2 separate regions of the Mus musculus genome follow, and region 1 is linked to region 2. The links are chromatin contacts, found by Hi-C or POLR2A ChIA-PET in ENCODE. All regions are on one chromosome and are shown on one strand. The core of a region is the stretch at or near the end of the contact, and the rest is flanking DNA. Distances in the headings are between cores, read along the strand shown.

Evidence for each region. A loop is a pair of places that touch in the nucleus more often than their neighbours do. ChIA-PET counts read pairs that join two places held with the same protein, here RNA polymerase II (POLR2A).
Region 1: a map of left cerebral cortex shows a loop between it and region 2 (2.2-fold over the local background). The contact joins the promoter of Gpank1 here to the promoter of Ehmt2 in region 2. A Hi-C loop is called at or near these places in 1 of 37 maps with a recorded cell type or tissue (left cerebral cortex). POLR2A ChIA-PET finds 5 or more read pairs at or near these places in 3 of 5 experiments (Patski and embryonic stem cell).

What each region holds. Positions count from the first base shown.
Region 1 is chr17:35,119,920-35,125,093 of GRCm38, forward strand. Gpank1 (G patch domain and ankyrin repeats 1) reads left to right here and starts at 3,033. Exons shown (of 2, transcript NM_032460.2): 1 at 3,033-3,740; 2 at 4,301-4,896. The coding sequence starts at 3,067. The coding sequence ends at 4,745. Gm20522 (predicted gene 20522) reads right to left here. Exons shown (of 3, transcript NR_168268.1): 3 at 2,816-3,319. Csnk2b (casein kinase 2, beta polypeptide) reads right to left here and starts at 1,373. Exons shown (of 7, transcript NM_009975.3): 1 at 1,203-1,373; 2 at 526-608. The coding sequence starts at 597.
Region 2 is chr17:34,895,967-34,900,817 of GRCm38, forward strand. Ehmt2 (euchromatic histone lysine N-methyltransferase 2) reads left to right here and starts at 3,004. Exons shown (of 27, transcript NM_145830.3): 1 at 3,004-3,287; 2 at 3,394-3,600; 3 at 3,694-3,950. The coding sequence starts at 3,008. Zbtb12 (zinc finger and BTB domain containing 12) reads left to right here. Exons shown (of 2, transcript NM_198886.3): 2 at 1-878. The coding sequence ends at 654.

The DNA.
Region 1 (5,174 bases), core at 1,783-4,282, 220 kb after region 2:
CCAAGAGATGTCTTATCCTCAGCCAAGTCACCTCTCGTGTCCTATTCCCAATTCTGCAGAGGTACTGAAGTCTCATAAAAACTGCAGGCCCTTTCTTTAAGGCTAACCATCTCCAGCAAAGACATAGACATTATTCAGCTTCGACACAAGCTTATTTTAGAAACCGCACTTGCCATCTTCTTGGGGATAGCAAACTCTCTGAGTTGAAGACTTGGGAATCATGAAGGCTAAACAGTTTAGTTTCTGAAAGGCATTTGTAATTTTCTACTGAAGCCACCGGGCTTTGCACATTACCCAACTTTAACATGAAATATTTTAATTATCCTAGTGGTCACCCAGAGGTACCTCTGTTAGCCATGCATATTGACAAAACCTTGAAATCCTAGCACTCAGGAGACTGAGGAAGTAGGACTGCCAGGAGTTCAAGGCCAGTCTAGGCTGCATAGTGAGTTCCGTCGAAATCTGCTCTCAAACAACATAAAATAAAACATCGAGGGCATGTGGAGTTGGCCGACCTAAACTCACCTCACAGAAGAATTCATTACCACGGAGCCCACAGAACCAGGAAATCCAGGACACCTCCTCAGAGCTACTCATCTTTATGTCCGCTGTGAAAGAAGAGCGTTAAGTAAGTGGAGACCAAGCTGTTTCTTGTCTCTTCCCTCCTCCCACACATTCTCCACAACAACGGAAGAATCTGAGTCCAGCCAGGCTTGAAGGATCCCGGCCTCTGAAGCATCTCCAAGCTTCTCTCCTTCACCTCAGCCCCCTTGCAGTGTGCTGGCAATAAGTTTCGCTACTTTCCAGAAAATGACAGGTCCTGATCTGTTAGTGTGACCCTCGTCCCTGGCGCTCCTCAAAGCCAGGCCCCTCTCCCCTCCATGTCAGCCGCGACAGGGCCCTCGGCTCCGGCTCCCCACCACCGCAGGTGCCTGCATGTTCCTGGCGCCTGTCCCAAGGCTTCCGAAGTTCATTTTCCCCAACAGAGCCGGCCTCTCCTGCACTCGCAGGGTTGGCGAAGGCACCACACTTCTGTGGGTCTCACGAGCGTCCCCAAAAGCCGCCTCCTCTCGCCCAGGGCCCCCGACCTCCTTCGGCTACCGACCCGGTCACTTCCTTCGTCGCCCCCACATCGAGGAGCTCCAACCAGAGTGCCGCGCCCAGGGACGGGCGACTCGACGCGGGGACAACCCCACACTCACCGGCCGGACGGGGACTGGGACTGGGGCGGGGAAGGGGAGCTGTGCTTCCAAGGAACCGCAGAGACCACTACAGCGCAAAAAGCCGACCCGGCCGCAGCAGACGAAGTAGGGAGGGGGGGGGCCACTGGAAACTGGTGAGGATTTGGGTGAGAAAAGGGCAACGCGCAGGCGCTAAGAACCGCCCCCTACCTCCGTGGACGCCGGGAGATGTAGTCCCGTCGGCAGAGAGAAACTGACGAAATGAGGGGAAGACAAACTACCAATCCCAAGAGGACCCGCGCATGACTCTCTAAGGGCCGCGAGGCCCTAGAGGAAGCCGCCTGGGGGCGGGGCGAACCGAGGCGCCACCGGAAGCGGAAGCGGAGCAGGGGGTCTTCCCGACCAGGAAGCCTGGGAAATATAGTCTTGTTAGGCTCGCTAAGCTGCCGGGTAGGTCCTCGGGCTGATTGTCATCCCTGCGGTGCTCCCTCAGCGTTCCGCTTTGCTTTTTTTTCTCCCTCTTCCCTGTGCCAGGCCAACCCACGGGATCCTGGTTCTCTCGCCAGGCCCGCGACAGAGTGCGCTCGGGCTCCGGCATGCGCAGAGTTGTGGTGAGGGACTTAGGTCGGGTGTGCTTGGGATGCGCTGAGCTGTGCACGCTGCGTGAGAACCTGGACCGCCCTGCGAGCTAACCTGAGGTGGGGCCAGCCATTCTGCCGCCGCTTGTCCCTTTGTACTTCTCCATCTCCTCAGAGCTGGGGTAGAGAGTTGTGCTGATGACCCTGACTGTTCTTCAAACCCTGCTCAGAGCAGTGGTGAGGGGTAACCGTGATGTTACTTCATCTCACAGCTCCTCGGCATCCCACAGGTCTCCCCACTGTGTCCTCAGAGTCTTTCTGAACGCGGAGGGTGGCGAAGGGCATTGTGGGGGCGTTATGTAAAAGCAGGACCCCAACCGACAGGCTCCCCCTTGGGTCCTCGCGCTACTGGGCACGCGATGCTTTACTACGAGGATGCTAGAAAAGGTTCTAGCGCGGGAAACTTGAACCTTATGGATGTTTTGTTGTTGTTGCTCCTGCGCATGCCTCGTTCTGCCCTGTGGCTATTTGATTGTATCCAATCTTACAGATTACAAGAGCGACATTTTGCGGTACAGAAGTGACAATGCAGCTTCCCCAGAAACCTCCCGGAGTAATGTCATGCCTGTTTTTAATCTGGGAAAAGGGGACCCCTAGATAAGATCGAGCAAGATTTAAAAGGTCGACCTGTGCGGGCCAGTGGTGGCGCACGCCTTTAATCCCAGCACTTGGGAGGCAGAAGCTGGCAGATTTCTGAGATCGAGGCCAGTCTGGTCTACAGAGTGAGTTCCAGGACAGCCAGGGCTATACAGAGAAACCCTGTCTCGAAAAAAAAAGGGGGGGGGGTGTCGACCTTATATTTCCTGTATGTGTTAGCGGAATGTTTTCAGAGAGAGCCTGGCATTTTTGTTTGTAGGAAGATGGGAGTTGAATACAGAACCCATTAACAACTGTCTTGTAGAATATTTTTTTCCTGTTACCCTTTTTCTTTTCTGTGTTATTGATAGAATCTAGAATTCTCAAATTTGAAACAAGCATTCTACACAGATTCATATCTACTATGCCCTCATGAAATTTTATTAACATCATGACAGGATCTGTTGTTCCTGGGGTCTGTTTTACCCATCCCATCGTGACAGGATCTGTTGTTATTCCTGGGGTCCCTTTTACCCATGAGGCCCGGGCTCCACAGAATCCTAACTATGAAGTCAGTTTTGGGATGGGAGGCCCATTTTAGTTCTAGGCTGCTTTCCCATCTCAGCGGGCCCCCAGAGGTGGTGCTGGTCATCTTCACAATAGCTACCTGAATGGTTGGATCGCTTGCTTGTCACATCCTTGCCTTGCCCAGTCTTCATTTTCTTGTTTCTCTCACAGGCATGTCTAGGCCATCCTTCATCGAATTTACCCCAGCGGCTGACTCCAGTGACCTCTGGAAGGATGGGCAGCAGCAACCACAGCAGGAGAAAGCAGAGCCTGTCCTGGACGGGGCTGCTGCCCGGGCTTTCTATGAGGCTCTAATCGCAGATGACAGTAGTTCCTCTAAGCCCCAGAGAGCTGAACCTATGAGGGAGAGGAAGAAGAAGAGAAGAAGAGTGACTAGGGAGCCTGCAGCAGCAGGAGTCCCCAGACAAGGAAGAGCACTTGAGGATGAAGACAGGATGGCCCAGTGGATCCTGCTGGCAGCCCAGAATGGGGATCTGACAGAACTCCGGAGGCTGCTAGAACCCCAAGAGGCAGGGGGAGCTGGAGGGAATATCAATGCTCGTGATGCCTTCTGGTGGACTCCCTTGATGTGTGCTGCCCGAGCAGGCCAGGGCGCCGCTGTGCGCTATCTCCTGGGCCGAGGAGCTGCCTGGGTTGGAGTCTGTGACCTGGGAGGCAGAGATGCTGCCCAGCTGGCTGAAGAAGCAGGCTTCCCTGAGGTAGCCCGTATGGTCAGAGAGAGTCATGGAGAGACAAGGAGCCCTGAGAACCAGAACCGGTGAGGAGGGAGCCTTCACTTACACCCATCTTTATTGTGTTCTTCCTTTCCTGGGCACCTCATACTAAGGGCCCACAGCAGCTAAAGGGGGCTATTCATCCTCTGGCATATTCAGTCATAGAGTAACAATGGGCGTGGTCTTTGTGCATTTGAATCTTGGTTCCATTTATTTGCAGTGCCAGCCTAAAGTCTGCAAATCTCAGTCCTTGTCTGAGAATTGGGGCTAAGACTTTTTCCTCAAAGGGGTGTTAAGATACAGTAGGTTAATGTGGAAAGAGATGGGGTAGGATGGGATGGTGCTTGTCACACAGTTTGCACTTTATAAATGCCAGCACTACTCATTATTCCTGAGAGCTTGAGGCCTACCTGACAGTATTCCAAATATTCCCTACTGGGAAGACCCTGGGGCCCCTTTCCAAGACAAGATACAACCAAAAGATGCTGCTGACATTGGGAGAAAGGCAAAAAGTACTTTGCTCTGCTCTGCCTGGTGCCTGAACAACTTGAGGCTCTGTTCATCTTTTTTTTTCCTCCCCTATAACATATTTCTTTCTCTGCAGATCTACCCCCTCCTCGTCCCAGTTCTGTGAGGACTGTGGTGCCCACTTTGAAGACTCCAACCACCACACATCTACTGCTCACCTGCTGTCACTGTCCAGGAGACCCCAGCCCTCCAACCTTCCCCTTGGGGTGCCCACTTCCAGTCCTGGCTTCAGGCTACTGCTGAGAGGTGGCTGGGAACCAGGAATGGGGCTAGGACCCCGGGGTGAAGGCCGTGCCAACCCTATCCCCACTATCCTCAAGAGGGACCAGGAAGGATTGGGTTATAGATCCCCACCCCAACCCCGAGTCACACACTTTGCAGCGCGGGATACCCGGGCTGTGTCTGGGAGAGAGAGAGTCCCTCGAGTTGCCACACTGAGTCAGAGGGAGAACAGAAGGCAAGAAGAAAAGGGCAGAGCCTGGGAGCGAGATCTAAGACTGTACATGAACCTCGAGTTCTGACTGATATGGACTGGCCCTGGTCTGTCACTCGCTGGACTTGGGCCTCTGACTTGGACACTTGGACTTCCGAACCCTTAGGCCTTAGCTGTTGGGCTCTGATTTTAGAGAGAAGGGCGGAGAGTTGGGAGATAAATAAACTTCCTTCCTTGTGGTTTGTTTACTTTCTTGAATGATATAGTAGGGAATTGGAACAAATCTGAGAGTCACATAGAAGTCTCACCTGAGCCAAAAGGACAAGCTCTCCGGGTGACAAAAGAGAGTCCCCAGTCCTGCTGGCTGCATTCTACCTGCTCCTTGAATCCCCGCCCCCACACACACATTAGGAATTGCCCCACTTTGTAAAACACCCCTCTGAGTATGTGTCTAGGCCAGTCAAGTCAGTGACAAGTATCACAAACCAAGTGTGCTATGTGTTGGAGAGGGGCGGGC
Region 2 (4,851 bases), core at 1,754-4,253:
CTGGGAGAGCTGGCCCAGAGTAGTGTGGCCCCCAACACTGTTACCCCACCGCAAGGGGTGGTGAAGGCATGCTACAGCCTGTCAGAGGACGCGGAAGGGGAAGGCCTGTTGTTGATCCCAGGAGGCCGGGCCAGTGTGGGGGCCACCTCGGGCCTAGTGGAAGCAGCAGCGGTGGCCATGGCTGCCCGGGGGGCGGGGGGCAGTCTGGGGGCAGGGGGTAGCCGGGGACCTCTGCCTGGGGGCTTCTCAAGTGGAAACCCCTTAAAGAACATCAAATGCACCAAATGCCCTGAAGTGTTCCAGGGTGTGGAGAAGCTGGTCTTCCACATGCGTGCGCAACACTTCATCTTCATGTGCCCACGCTGCGGCAAGCAGTTCAACCACAGCAGCAACCTCAACCGCCACATGAACGTCCACCGTGGTGTCAAGTCCCATTCATGTGGCATCTGCGGCAAGTGCTTTACTCAGAAGTCCACACTGCACGATCACCTCAACCTGCACTCAGGAGCCCGGCCCTACCGGTGCTCCTACTGTGACGTGCGCTTTGCCCACAAGCCCGCCATTAGGCGGCACCTCAAGGAGCAGCATGGCAAAACCACAGCTGAGAACGTGCTGGAAGCTGGTGTGGCTGAGATCAATGTCCTCATCCGCTGAAAGGCCAAGAGGCTGGGGGCGGTCCTGGGCCCGGCAGAATTGGGGAGGGGCGGGGTTTGAGGGCAGGCAAACATTTTGAGGGAGGAAGACTGGAGAGAGAGAGAGACCATGCCTCAAAGAGCAGAAGAAAAAGATGGAGCCGGAGACAGGGTTGATAAGGCTGAGGGAATGTGGGATCCCAAAGAAAGATTTCTTTTTTGAAGAGGTGCATAAACGATGTGGAGGAAGAGAGGGAAAAAAAAAAAAAGGCAAAGTTGAAAGTTTTGGAGAACAGCTCTTTCCTGGCTAAAGCTGGCTGGGGGGGGGGGGGATTCTAGCGTTTCTTGAGATGGGGTGGGGGTGGGAATTGTAGGGGGATTGCCAGGAAGCAGCTTACTTGCCCCTGGTTAGAATAGATGACAGGGAGAAGGGAGCGGAGGGCGACACATGTATGAAGTACCAGAAGGAAGGGAGGAGATTTTTGCATGCTGGGGAAGTGGGAAAGTAGATACAAGGCTCACCGGAAATGAAATGATATGTGCCAGGTAAGAGAACACGGTGGGCAACCTGGGTAGGTAATGAGACATTAGGCTACAGTAGCGAGAACAGTGAGTAGCGGAGGGGTGGGGGGGCAGGGCACTTAGAAAAAAAGGACACAAGGAGGGCTGTTGGGGGGAGGGAGAGGAGTAGAGACATACAGTATTTTTAAAGAAAACTATTTTTTAGGATTTTTTCTGGAGTTTGGGGTTTTAGTTTTTGTTTTCCATAAAAATAAACAAAAAAAACAAACAAAAACATTTTTTCTTTATATTCTGGCAATTGCATGTGTGTGACTACCCACCATAGATTCTCCCAGCGCTAACAATTGTAGTCCCATGCCAAAAGGAGCCTCAAGCAGAGACTCGGAACACGCCCTAAACACTTAGGCAGAAACCTTATCACACAGTGATTGGCAACCCTGGTGCTGGCATAAACCATGCGGGGTTTGGTGGCAGTGCAAGCCATGGGCCACAGGTGACCAGTGAACCCACAGAGATGGCAAAAGGGCATCTGTTGCATATTTTTGCTCAAGTTTTAAGGAAAGTTGAAATACCAGCTAAACTTATAGTTGATTACCTAGAAGACTACAATTCCCAGAAAGCTCTGAAAAGTTTTTAATCCAAAGAGGACTACAGTTCCCATAAGATGCCGAATTGGCCTTGGGCCCAGTAACATAAGTACCTGTCTGTCCAATATTGTGTGAGCAACCATACAGGCATTTTCAAGCTTTGGCTAGGACTTAATGCCTGGAGGGGGATGGTGCCCTCGATAGTGTTCAGGGTTGTATACTTGCTGTGTCTACCATCATACTTAAGCTGTCTGCTGGACCATGACCCCCCCCCTCCATGGAGAAGTATTTGGGCAGAAATAGTTACTGTCAATAGATTGAGGTCTCCGCTGCATTCAGTTGACATATCTAGTGCAACCGAAGACACTTCCCCCAGATTTCCAAAAGCACACTGACCCAGAAGTAAAGGTGTCTTCCGTGAGTCTCTGTCGCCCCTTCTTGTGCACTAAAGTTCAAAACTGATATAGTCCCAGCCTTCTATCTGGCGGCTCAGAACGGGAAAGGCACACGCGGCAGCTGCAAAGGCTCAGGCTACACGTGTTCCCAAAACCGGGCGGGGACAGGGAAGCCACAGCCCAGTCGAGCCTCACCCTTGCTCCCGGCGGAGCCCAGGCTAGGAGCGAACGCCCTCTCCCCTACAGGCCCCAGTTCTGGACCTCCAGGGCCATTCTGGGGGGCAAAAATGGCCAAGAGGCCCGCAGCGGCTCCTTTAAGGCGTCTTCTCGCCCTCCCTCCTTGTCCACGTGACCCGGGGCGGCCGCGCGCCGGCTCGGCCCCCCGCGCAAGCGGCGATGGCGGCGGCGGCGGGAGCTGCTGCGGCGGCGGCCGCCGAGGTGCGGAAGGGGAGGGGGAGAGGCGGGTGCATGCCCGCGCGCGCGCCCGGGGGAAGCGCGCGCTCGTGCAATGCTCCGGGGGTGCAACGGGGCCGGGGGGCCCGAGCCGAACTTACAGCAAACCAGGGGGCCAACACCGGGGGCGGATGAGGGGACCAGGGGGTGGGAGGTGGGGGGAGTGGGCGCCGAGTCGCACGTGCCGCCGCCCGCTGCCCCTGCGTGGGCGGTGGGCACCGCGACCCCGGGAGCCCGCGCGAGGGGCGCGAGGGGCCGTCCGCCGGGCTGGGGCGCAGCGGGCGTTGCAGGGGTTGGTGGCCGGGGTCCCCGCGGCCTGGGGGACAAAGGGGGAGCGGCGCGTGCAGCCGGGAGGAGGGGGCGGGGCCGGGGCGCGGAGGCCCCGCCCCCTCCCCCTCCTCTGCTCCCGGCCCCAGAGATGCGGGGTCTGCCGAGAGGGAGGGGGCTGATGCGGGCCCGGGGGCGGGGGCGTGCGGCCCCCACGGGCGGCCGCGGCCGCGGTCGGGGGGGCGCCCACCGAGGGCGAGGTAGGCCCCGAAGCCTGCTCTCGCTGCCCAGGGCCCAGGCGTCTTGGGCCCCCCAGCTGCCTGCCGGGCTGACCGGCCCCCCGGTTCCTTGTCTCCCCTCCCAGGGGGAGGCCCCCGCTGAGATGGGGGCGCTGCTGCTGGAGAAGGAGCCCCGAGGAGCCGCCGAGAGAGGTGAGTGCAGCAGGAGCAGGCCCGACCGGACCTCCACCCTCCCCACCCCCAACACGGGATCCCGGGAGCTTTCAGCCCTGAACTTTTTCTTTTCCCCTCCCGACAGTTCATAGCTCTTTGGGGGACACCCCTCAGAGTGAGGAGACCCTTCCCAAGGCCAACCCCGACTCCTTGGAGCCTGCCGGCCCCTCCTCTCCGGCCTCTGTCACTGTCACCGTCGGCGATGAGGGGGCTGACACCCCTGTCGGGGCCGCATCACTCATCGGGGACGAACCCGAGAGCCTGGAGGGAGATGGGGGTCGCATCGTGCTGGGTGAGAGACTGGGGAGTGAGGGAGACGGGGCGCAGAGGGGCTTTCTGCATGCCTGCTCACCCTGCACCCCCTTTCTGCCTGCCTCTTTTCTAGGCCATGCCACAAAGTCGTTCCCCTCTTCCCCCAGCAAGGGGGGTGCCTGTCCCAGTCGGGCCAAAATGTCAATGACAGGGGCAGGAAAGTCGCCCCCCTCGGTCCAGAGTTTGGCCATGAGGCTGTTGAGCATGCCCGGGGCCCAGGGAGCTGCAACTGCTGGGCCTGAACCCTCTCCGGCAACAACTGCCGCCCAGGAGGGGCAGCCCAAAGTGCACCGAGCCCGGAAAACCATGTCCAAACCTAGCAACGGACAGGTGAGAGTGTGGAAGTTGGGGTGGAGAGACTTGGGGAGTCTCTGGGTCGGATTTTTTGTTTTGTTTTGTTTTTGTTGGTGGTTTGTTCTTTTGGGTTTTTTTTTTTTTTTTTTTCCTTCTTCCGGGATTTAGCCTTAGACCTCTTGTATTCAGATTTTTTTTTTCGAATTTACCAATAGGCTACCAAGTGTCAGCTGTTGGGCTGGGCCTCTGTGAGCAGAGTAATTGTCGGCTTCCTGGAGTTTGTGTTCTTTGGGGAGGGGTGGTCAGCAGAGGAGACTGACAGATGTAGAATTAATTATATAGTTATTGTCCTAATTACACAAATGACTGGGCAGGATCAGCCTTCCCAAGTTTGTGTTTTTTTTGTTTTGTTTTTTGCCTCTGAACAAATGCTTAGGGAGGTTGGTTTGTTCGTTTGTTTGTTTGTTTGTTTGTTTGTTTTTCAAATCCCTACTTTGAGACCAGTCTCAAACCAGATAAAGTTTTTACTGGGAACTCTTCCCTGGGAAGGCCACATAATGACAGAATGTGGGCGGAGGCGTGTGTGTGTGTGTGTGTGTGTGTGTGTGTGACAAGAACCTGGAAATCAAAATTATGTCAAGGTTTTAAGGGCTCTTGATTCAGCTTAAGTATGGCTTGTGTAGCCTTCCTCTGGGTCTTGTTTCGTTTATTTTGTTGTTTGTTTTGAGCTTTATTTTGTTTTGAGAGAGTAGTTTTTGTTTTTTGTTGTTTTGTGTGTGTGTGTGTGTGTAACAGGGTCTCACTGTGTAGCCCTGGCTGGCTGGCTGTGTAGACCAGGCTGGCCTTTAACTCACAGAGATCTACCTTTTTCTGTCTCCTACATCCTGGGGCTGAAGGTGTACACACATGCCTTTTATTTATAATCTTTTTTTTAAAA